2 separate regions of the Homo sapiens genome follow, and region 1 is linked to region 2. A link is a contact called in ENCODE Hi-C or POLR2A ChIA-PET data. All regions are on one chromosome and are shown on one strand. The core of a region is the stretch at or near the end of the contact, and the rest is flanking DNA. Distances in the headings are between cores, read along the strand shown. Region 1 overlaps SRGAP3 (SLIT-ROBO Rho GTPase activating protein 3). Region 2 overlaps SRGAP3 (SLIT-ROBO Rho GTPase activating protein 3).

Region 1 (4,570 bases), core at 398-2,897, 39 kb before region 2:
GAGTCTCAAAACCAAGTCTCCCGAATTCCAGTGGGCTGGAGGAGCCTTTCACCCCTGTTTTACAGTTGAGAAAGGGGTACAAGGAAAGCAAAACAACCATGTGTTCAGTAGGCCCAGGCTCTGGGGTCAGCCACCTTGGCTTTGAACCCTGACTCCACTTACCAGCTTTTCACCTAGAGAAACTTACTGACCTATTCTGGGCCATGGTTTTCTCATCTGTAAAGCAGGGATCATAGGATGCCTATCTCATAGGGTTTTTTTGAGAAATAAATGAGTTAATATAGGTAAAGTGCATAAAGCAAGGCCTGGCAAGTAGTAAGTGCTCAATAGATGCTAGCTGCTATCATTGTTGTTACTGTCATCACACTACCTCCCAGGATTAGGGAAAGGACTCATTGAAATGCTCCTTTACTAGAAGGGCTCCTGGAAGGAGGTTTGCAAACTTTGAAGCAATAGATAAGGTTAAATATTATTTAATGCATCCTGGACTAGCAATATTGAGCTAACTGTTCTAGTCTATTGAGCTAAGGACCATTCATGCTGAAGCCCATGTATCAGGTAATTAAATAAAAGAAACATCTAGAGGATTCTGGGTACAAATAGAGTCATTTTGGAGAAACTTCCAGGTGAACTCTTTGGTGGCAGCTGTCTGTCATAAGTCACCCTCGGCAGTGGAGTTCACTGTTATTCTTGGAATCAGGAATCGAGTAGATCACAGGGAGTTTGGCCCCAGGGTACTTGGGTTGTCTTCTCCAAGCATGGGATTTTTGGAATGAAGTTTAGAGGCTGTCTGGGAAGTTTGGCCTGTCGGAGGGCAGGAAGAGTACTCTGTGGCTCAAGAAGAGTAGAAAATGATGTAAAGGGAGAGAAAATAAAAAAAGAAAACTAGGCAAAGGATATGTGGGAATTGAGAACACCCAGCTGGGCTGTTGACCTTGAGAGAGTGGATGGATGCATGGTGATTGGACAGGAAGATCTAGCTGTAAATAGAAAGGCTCTCTTTTCCCCTGAACTACCCAGCACAGATGACAGATTCGTGGCGAGGCAAGCAGACTCAGAAGCCAAAATAGAAAAAGGAGATGTAGCAGGAATCATTGAACGCAGACGGGGATGGGATCCAGACATGAAAAACACCAGCAATATGGTGGTGAGGCAAAGAACCCAGGGTTGTCTGTGGATGTGGAGGGACATGTCGAGAAGGGGGAAGGTGGGGTCCTGGAGACAGCCGCAGCAGGCGTTCTCACACTTTAGCCACACCTATTTTATTTTATTTCTTCTTTACATTCCATCCATTTTTGCTCATTTGTAATCTCCCTAAAACTCCTAGAAACCCCCTTCTTGCTGATTTCATCCTCTCTGTATGCCAGTTCCACCAAGACCATATCCAAATAACTCAATGGACTCATTTATTTTATTTTTATTTTAAGTTCCAGGATACATGTGCAGGACACGCAGGTTTGTTACATAGGTAAACGTGTGCCATCGTGGTTTGCTGCACCTATAGGCCCATCACCTAGGCATTAAGCCCCACATGCGTTAGCTATTTATCCTGATGCTCTCCCTCCCGCCGCCTCCCCTGACAGGCCCCAGTGTCCTTTTAACCAAGGCATGAAGATCATCAAAATAGGCGCCTGCTTTGATTATCTGCAAGTCTGCAGTCACCCCTTTTGGCCACTAGATGTCGAGAACGCATCAATATGGCACATATTCTGGTCCATTGAGTTATTTGGATGTGATCTTGGTGGAACTGGCATACACAGAGGATGAAATCAGCAAGAAGGGGGTTTTTTGGAGTCTTAGGGAGATCGCAAATGAGCAAAAATGGACGGAACGCAGAGAAGCCGTCTTTCCACCAAGACCCATGAAGAAAAGTTGACTGCATTTTAAATCCATGTATTGTTTTCCAAGTTTGGGGGATTTTTAGGATGAAGGAAGAAGGGAGAAACATGGCATAAAAATATATTTTTTTTCACATTAGTTAATGTTCTCCAGAGCTTGTAAGCATTTCCAAGTGAGCATGTTTCAGGTTCTTAAACCCTGAGCCCAAATCAGGGATAATAATGATGATGATGGTGGTGGTGGTGGTGGTAGCATCTGATAGATACCTCCATGGCTCTTACTATGTGGAAGGTATTGTTCTCAGCACTTTACAGAAATTAACTCATTTAGTGCTCATAACAAGCATAGGAAGTAAATTTTTATCCCATTTTTACAGACGAGGAAGCAGAGGTCAGAGAGGTTGTGTGACTTGTCCAAGGTCACACAGCTAAGGAGTGGGACCATCAGGATTCAGCCCAGACACTTGTCCATATTCTTACCTTCCATGATCTACAATATATGTTGCCACATTGACTCCTGGCCAGTGGCAAAGGCAACTTTCTGAACAATGAATCAATGCTGTGATTTAATGATAAAAGTCACAGAGCCTGGGCGTGGTGGCTCACGCCTGTAATCTTAACACTTTGGGAGGTCAAGGCGGGAGGATCACCTGAGGTCAGGAGATCAAGACCAGATTGACCAACACGGTGAAACCCCATCTCTACTAAAATATAAACATTAGCCGGGCATTGTGGCGGGTGCCTGTAATCTCAGCTACTCAGGAGGCTGAGGCAGGAGAATCACTTGAACCCAGGAGGTGGAGGTTGCAGTGAGCCAAGATCATGCTACTGCACTCCAGCCTGGGCAACAAGAGTGAAACTCTGTCTCAAAAAGAAAAAATAAAGTCACAGAATTCCTCATTCTAATAAACGCACTTCACAGCACTTCAAATGACAAGGAATAAGATTTTAGGGTTGGCCAGGAATTCATTCTGAGTTCTCTGACTTACAGGGCTTGGTTAGATAGGAGCACGTTTCATTCCTGGGGGAAGCCTTGGCTCTGTTAGCTGTTACAGTAATCCAAGCCACAGAAGAGAATGAACAAGGCCCAGGAGCCATGGATTCCAGAAGTTTCTTTGTTTCTTAGCATAGAAAGATGATCATACACTTGGCATTGCAGAAGAAAAGTACATTTCTGGTTGGGGACCAGTAAAAATGCTGTTGGTATGGAGCAGCCCAGCCAGTGTTCAGGCTACTAAAAGTATGCCTGCTCAGAAAATGGTAATGAATTAAAAAAATTCATTAAGGGCTGGGTGTGGTGGTTCACACCTATAATACCAGCACTTTGGGAGGCTGAGGCAGGAGGATCACTTGAGCCCAGGAGTTTGAGACGAGCTTGGACAACATGGCAAAACCCCGTCTCTATTTATGAAAAAATGATACAGACAATCTAGGATGATCTGGTAGAAAAAGTGGTGGATTAAAAGTGAGAGGCCAGATTTCCAATATGATTAAATATATATTTACCATATGACCCTCCATCCCACGCCTGGGTATTTACCTAAGAAAAATCAAAATACATGTCCACACAAAGAAATGTACATAAGTATTCATAGCAGCCTTATTCAAAAATAGCTAAAAACTATAAACATCTCAAGTAGCTGTGGACATATGACTAAGTAAACAGATTGTGGCATAGCCATACAATGGAATACTTAGCCATAAAAAAGAAGTTCTGATATGTACGGCACCATCAGTGAATCTCAGAAAAGTTATGCTGAATGAAAAGAGGGCTGATCCAAAGGAGTTTATATTGTATGATTCCATGGAACTGGATTCTAGAACACACAAAACCAATCTACAGTGACAGAAGGCAAATCTATGATTGGGGCTGGGGTGGGGTCAGGGATTGGCTGCAAAGGGCCATGAGGGATCTTTCTGGTGCAGTGGAAGTTCTATATTTTGCTTGTGGTCCTGGATACATGGATGTAAAGTCTGGCATCTCTGCACTGATACTTTGCACCTCCGAGCCTCAGTTTCCCTGTTTGTCAAACTAGAAGGTTGTTGGATTAGATGATGTCTAGAATTTCTTCTGGCTCAGAAATTTCCCCTGTAATAACAATATCCATTTTTTTTATTATGGAAGTAGAGTAGCAAAGTGCAATTTGCTTTATAGGAATTGTTTTTATAGGCAAGGATGAATTTATTCCAGAGAGCATAGAATATCTATTGGGTTACTTAATATTACTCATTTTGGGTACAGAGCCATTTGCAGCCCATTGTACTTCAGGAAACAGCTGAGAAAATGATTTGTGTGTAAGAAGGATGTTTCCCATTCAATTCCCATGGGTGTGGGAGGAGGGGCTTTCCCCGCGGCACTGGGAGGAGACGGAGGGATGCCACAGTCACTACTGGCAGGGCTAGAGAGGACAGCTGAGCAAGGGCCAGGCTTGCCTTGTCACGTCTGACAGTCCCCAGATGCTTGGAGCTACGGTTACCCTTTTAAATTTCCTCCTTATTTATTTATTTATTTATTTATTTATTATTATTTTTTAATTTCCTCTTTACTAGCCCATGCCTGGCTCTTAGTTAGGGCTTAATGATGTTGTTGTTGATGATGATGGTGATGGTAATGACCATCATCATCATATCCAGTCCTCAGAGAGTCTGTGCAAAAGTAAAGGAAGGCAGGTGCCCAGAGTGTGTTTTGGGACCAGGGCAGTGGCCAGCTAGAGTGTAGAACTTGGTATGGA
Region 2 (4,612 bases), core at 1,832-4,331:
GAGGGCAGGGCTGTACCAAAGGAATCCTCTGTCTCCATCCTCCCTCCTCTCTCCTCCAAGACTTTCTTCTTTCATCCTTGCCCATAAAAGAGCCATGGTCCATGGCCAAGAAGGGGCTAGTTACTCTCCCTTCCCTCAAGGAGTCAGTAGTGGAGCTTGGGCAATTTTAAACACAAAAGGCAGAAAGTGGAAGGTGATTTAGGATGAGCACCTGGTGAGTTATCCCCACAGAAACAAGTTTAGGATAGGCGCAGTGGCTCACACTTGTAATCCTAGAACTTTGGGAGGCTGAGGTGGGAGGATGGCTTGAGCCTGGTAGATCAAGGCTGCAGTGATCTACAGTCATGCCACTCCAGCCTCGGTGACAGAGCAAGATCCTGTCTCAAAAATAAACAACAAAAAAAAAGAAGTTCAGAGCAAGAAGAGCTATGAGCTCAAGCACAGTAGGCTTCTGGAGGGGCTTTGAGAGAAAGATGGGAATACAGAGGAGAATGAAAGGACAGAAGGAATTATTGAAAGGAAGAACAGAAGGAATGAAGGCTCAGAGACAGGGACATCCTCAGTTTGCTTAGGTCTTTGGAAATGGGTGATCAGTCAGGATACTTGGAAGGAATCAACTCTTATCTGACAGTACTTGACAAGTAGATATTCTGTTGAGTTAAGTATTTTCGTAATAGAGGGGTCCTATATATAAGATGTGACTATAAAGTTATCTGACTTTATTCCTTCTGACCAACACATCATAACCTAGTCAACCACATGAGTGTTTGCCCCTTTGAGACAGTCACCTTGGGAAGCCACCTTCTTACCTGAATGTGTTGGCATTGCTGCAGCTGCTTTGGTCAATCTTCTTTAGAGCCTGGAGCATGGCCTTTACCAGTGGGGCCAAGACTATGTATTCAAATGGACACCTTGTCTTTGGAATAGAAAGCTCCGTTTGAAGCTGAGCTTTGCGATGCCATTGGAGGTGCAAAATGGCAAGAGGAATATGCTACAGTGGGGCTGTTCCACTGGCTCTGAAAAGAGCACCCCAGCAGCGACAGCCCAGAGCACTTGAGCAGTGGCAGCGCTGTTGGAATAAGTGCATCACCTCCTAAGGGGAAAAGTTGGAGGAATAATACTCATTTGACTGGGAAAAAAGGTGTGTTTGTTAAATACTATTTCATTCATTCATTCATTCATTCATTCATTCATTCATTCATTTATTGAGGCAGTCTTGCTGTGTCGCCCAGGCTGGAGTACAGTGGCACAATCACGGCTCACTGCAGCCTTGACCTCTTGGGCTCAAGTGATCCTCCCACCTCAGCCTCCCGAGTAGCTGGGGCTATACGCATGCACCACCATGCTTGGCTGATTAAAAAATAATTTTTTTTTTTTTTGTAGAGACAGGATCTTACCATGTTGTTCAGGCTGGTCTTGAACTCCTGGGCCCAAGGGATCCTTCCCAAGGGCCTCCCAAAGTCCTGGGATTACAGGCATGCGCCACTGCACTTGGCCTTACTATTGCGTTGCTTTATAGTCACACTGTACTCATCACATACCATCAGCACAGTTCAATAAACTCATACTGTGCACCTACTATGAGCTAAGTGGTCAATGTTTTACAGCACAGTTTTACTGTGAAAGATTATTAACTTTCAGAGAATGAAAAGGCAGTATAATGTATTCAATCCTTCAACTATTGAGAATGGAATTTAATTTTCTATTATAATTCACATGCCTTCTGAAAGAACATTGAACTAAGAGTCCCCAGCTTTGAAAAACCACACCTGTGAAAAGTTTTTTTAATAAAATAACATCACTGGGACTTCACAATTATGGTGGTCTAGAGGGACAAGGAAGCATCCCCTGGGTTCATAATCATAAGTAAATGTTGCTGGAGTTTGTTTTATACATTTCTTGGACCCTACCTGAATAAACAAACCCCTTTCAAAATCCTTGATGTTTTTTCCTCCTCCTCTCAGGCAAAAGGAGAACTCATTTTTATAAGAGCCAATTTTGAAGCCCAGGAGGTTCACCTCTGGGACAAGGGGAGAATCCTCTTCTTGTTTCTGTAAAATAAGCATGACAATTACCTACTTCATGAGTTTGTGAGGAAGATTAAATGAGCCACTATATGTTATGTTTCTAGAGCACTGGATGGCACATAGTAAGCACTATGTATTACCTATGATTATTAGCATTAATGTTAGCATATTGCTCATACAGCCTGTTCGACCAGGCTGTTTGCTCAGTTCTGGGATTCTGGTAGATTTAGTCAGCATGTCAGGTAGCAGACAATTCCAGCTGTCGAGATGCTGAGAACTGGACAGATGACTCTAGCTAGAAGGCACACATCCTCCAGGAGCCTGGATGGGACAAGTGCTCACCCCAGAGATGGACCTGCTGCACAGGTGGAAAGAGCCGATGGCGCTCCCCTGAAAATGGGCATCATCAGTGGCTTTTAGTGAAAGTAAAGGCCCCAGTTCTGCCCCCAAGCTCATGAAGGCATTCTGACTCAACTTCCCTTTCTCCTCCAGGCCTTCCTCAGCTTTTGTATTCCTTAATGCCAGTGTAAGGGTCAAGAGGGGAGGAAGGAGAGCAAAGCCAAGTGGATACCCAAGAAAAGCAACTTAGGGTGTACGGCAGGGAAACATGGGAAGCTGTTTGGAATTTGGCATCAGGTGGAAACCTATGGGCATCTATCCAGAGGGTACCTTGTAGACATGATCTTGTTAGAACTGAACTTTTCACCAAGAATGTTTCTTGAGCTGAATTCCAGAGACATTGTTCCAGTGGACATAAAGGTGTATTTCTCTCCTTTTTGTGGGCAGCTGGGAATAACTTATGGGGTCGTAGGTAGCTTTTGTCCATGGGTGCATAAACAGTCCCTTTTGTTGAAGAGAAGCTAGGTACAGGGATGGGAATGGGTCCAGTCCACACAGTTGCTGCTCTTTCACAAGGACTGAAAGAGGCCCCCATGTCAGCTGGTGTCTGGGAGGGCAGCTAAGGCAGCCACATGGGAAGGCTGGCTGGGTGGCTTCCAGAAGTCCCATGAAGCTTCCAGGCTTGAGGGTGGCTCTCCCCACAGGCCGGCTGTTTGGCAGGCTCCCCAGGACCTTGGCTGGCTGCCATTGCATTTCGGCGTTCACGGACTCTGAAGGATCTGCTTACTCTAACTGATCTTATTCCTGCATAATCTTTTCTTTTTCTCCTGCTCTGCTGCCTGTTTATTTTTTGTTATCAGAGGAAGAAGAAATGCTCGAACCAGGAACCAGGTATTTACTAGAAAGGCCCATTAGCCCCATTCACCGTGATGGAAACTGTCTTTAGTGCTGACTTCCAGAACAGAGCCCACCTTGCCTGTTGCTGATGGGTCCATATTCTTGTCCTGTCCCTGGGCACAGTCAATCAAGGAAAGAATTCACAGGTGGGGTGTGGAGGAGCCAAGAACATATCCAAATCCATGCTGTCTTCACAAGAGCATATTACATGTGCCTCATGGTTTACTCACGTTGTGAGGAGGCTAGGCCTTTGATTTGGCCCCTTTTAAAGAAAGTTTAAAAGAATTTGATGCTCTTTAAGTGACCTGGAATAACAGAGAGGTCAACAAATAATGGAATCCAAAAGAAAATGTTTCCCCTCCGCCATAATCATTTGTGGCTGTAGACCAGTCTAGGAAGATGTCATTGAAAATACATTCACATCCCAGGTGCCTGTGTTGAGAATTGCATCTTTTTCAGCCTTTTAGAGTAAGGTTGGCCCCTGGATGGCCAATGGCTGACATCGGCTGCCTCTAGAGCTTTTCCCTGTGACATGTTTACTGTTAAATGCAGTATGCATCTGGGTGTTTACTTGTGACTTCATGAGTAGAACTGGTCTTCTTTTCTTAGAGCTCAAAATTTCCACCAGGGGCCAGCCTTGCTTCCCCCCTGGTGTGCCCTTAATTCTGACATCAGGTACTGCAGTAATAGGATGAGGACTTGATCCTTGAGCACTGAGAAAATAGTGTTGAGTTGGGACAAAATGGAGGGGGAGGCAGAGAACTCTTCAAGGCCAGACTCCAGCACCCCCCCGAGGTGGTTCCCTCTCCACTGCCCAAGTGGGCCTGCCAGGCCTCCTGAGCCCAGGTTCCTTTCCAGTTGGGTAAGAAGAAGAGCATTTCTTTAAAATAATCATAGCTATGCCTTTTTGTGCATACAGTTGAAGACTCTCTATTGTAACTGTCCGTGGAGACTTTAGGATTAGCAGTTCCTTGCTTGTTTTCCTACTAATCTGATGGTACTAATATTCTGGCTTGAGTCTGTAATCGGTGTTTGCAATGTCTTTTTCCTGTGGTGGTTGTCAAGCCCCATAAAACTCACAATTTTTCTTTTCTCAAGGATTCAGGACAAGCTATACCGCTTGTAGTCGAGAGCTGCATCCGTTACATCAATTTATATGGTAAGCTGGATCTTGGGCCAGTGTTTTCAGCAATCTGCAGAACAGGTGCTAGGCTGTTCTGATAGGAAATGAGATTCTAATTTGTCCTGGAAGACTTCCCGTCACAGCTCTGCTTTGGAGGGGGAAAGTACTGCACACAGCAGCTGCTCTTCTGAGTGCTGCTTTTGAGCCTGTGTGTTGAGGGATGGAG

Evidence for each region. A loop is a pair of places that touch in the nucleus more often than their neighbours do. ChIA-PET counts read pairs that join two places held with the same protein, here RNA polymerase II (POLR2A). Pooled maps may share reads with other maps.
Region 1: a pooled map shows a loop between it and region 2 (2.6-fold over the local background). The contact joins two enhancer-like sites. A Hi-C loop is called at or near these places in 1 of 168 maps with a recorded cell type or tissue (Caco-2) and 3 of 50 pooled maps. POLR2A ChIA-PET finds 5 or more read pairs at or near these places in 3 of 52 experiments (AG04449, Panc1 and activated CD4-positive, alpha-beta T cell).

Annotation. Positions count from the first base shown.
Region 1 is chr3:9,064,653-9,069,222 of GRCh38, reverse strand. The region is part of intron 4 of SRGAP3 (SLIT-ROBO Rho GTPase activating protein 3); the gene reads left to right. Among named protein-coding and RNA genes, the nearest start is that of RAD18, 100 kb to the right of the region's middle. Within about 2 kb of position 1,647, at least 3 of the 41 ENCODE cell types and tissues checked have a DNase peak (open chromatin) inside an H3K27ac peak, as active enhancers do.
Region 2 is chr3:9,026,745-9,031,356 of GRCh38, reverse strand. SRGAP3 (SLIT-ROBO Rho GTPase activating protein 3) reads left to right here. Exons shown (of 22, transcript NM_014850.4): 13 at 4,362-4,422. Among named protein-coding and RNA genes, the nearest start is that of RAD18, 66 kb to the right of the region's middle. Within about 2 kb of position 3,081, at least 8 of the 41 ENCODE cell types and tissues checked have a DNase peak (open chromatin) inside an H3K27ac peak, as active enhancers do.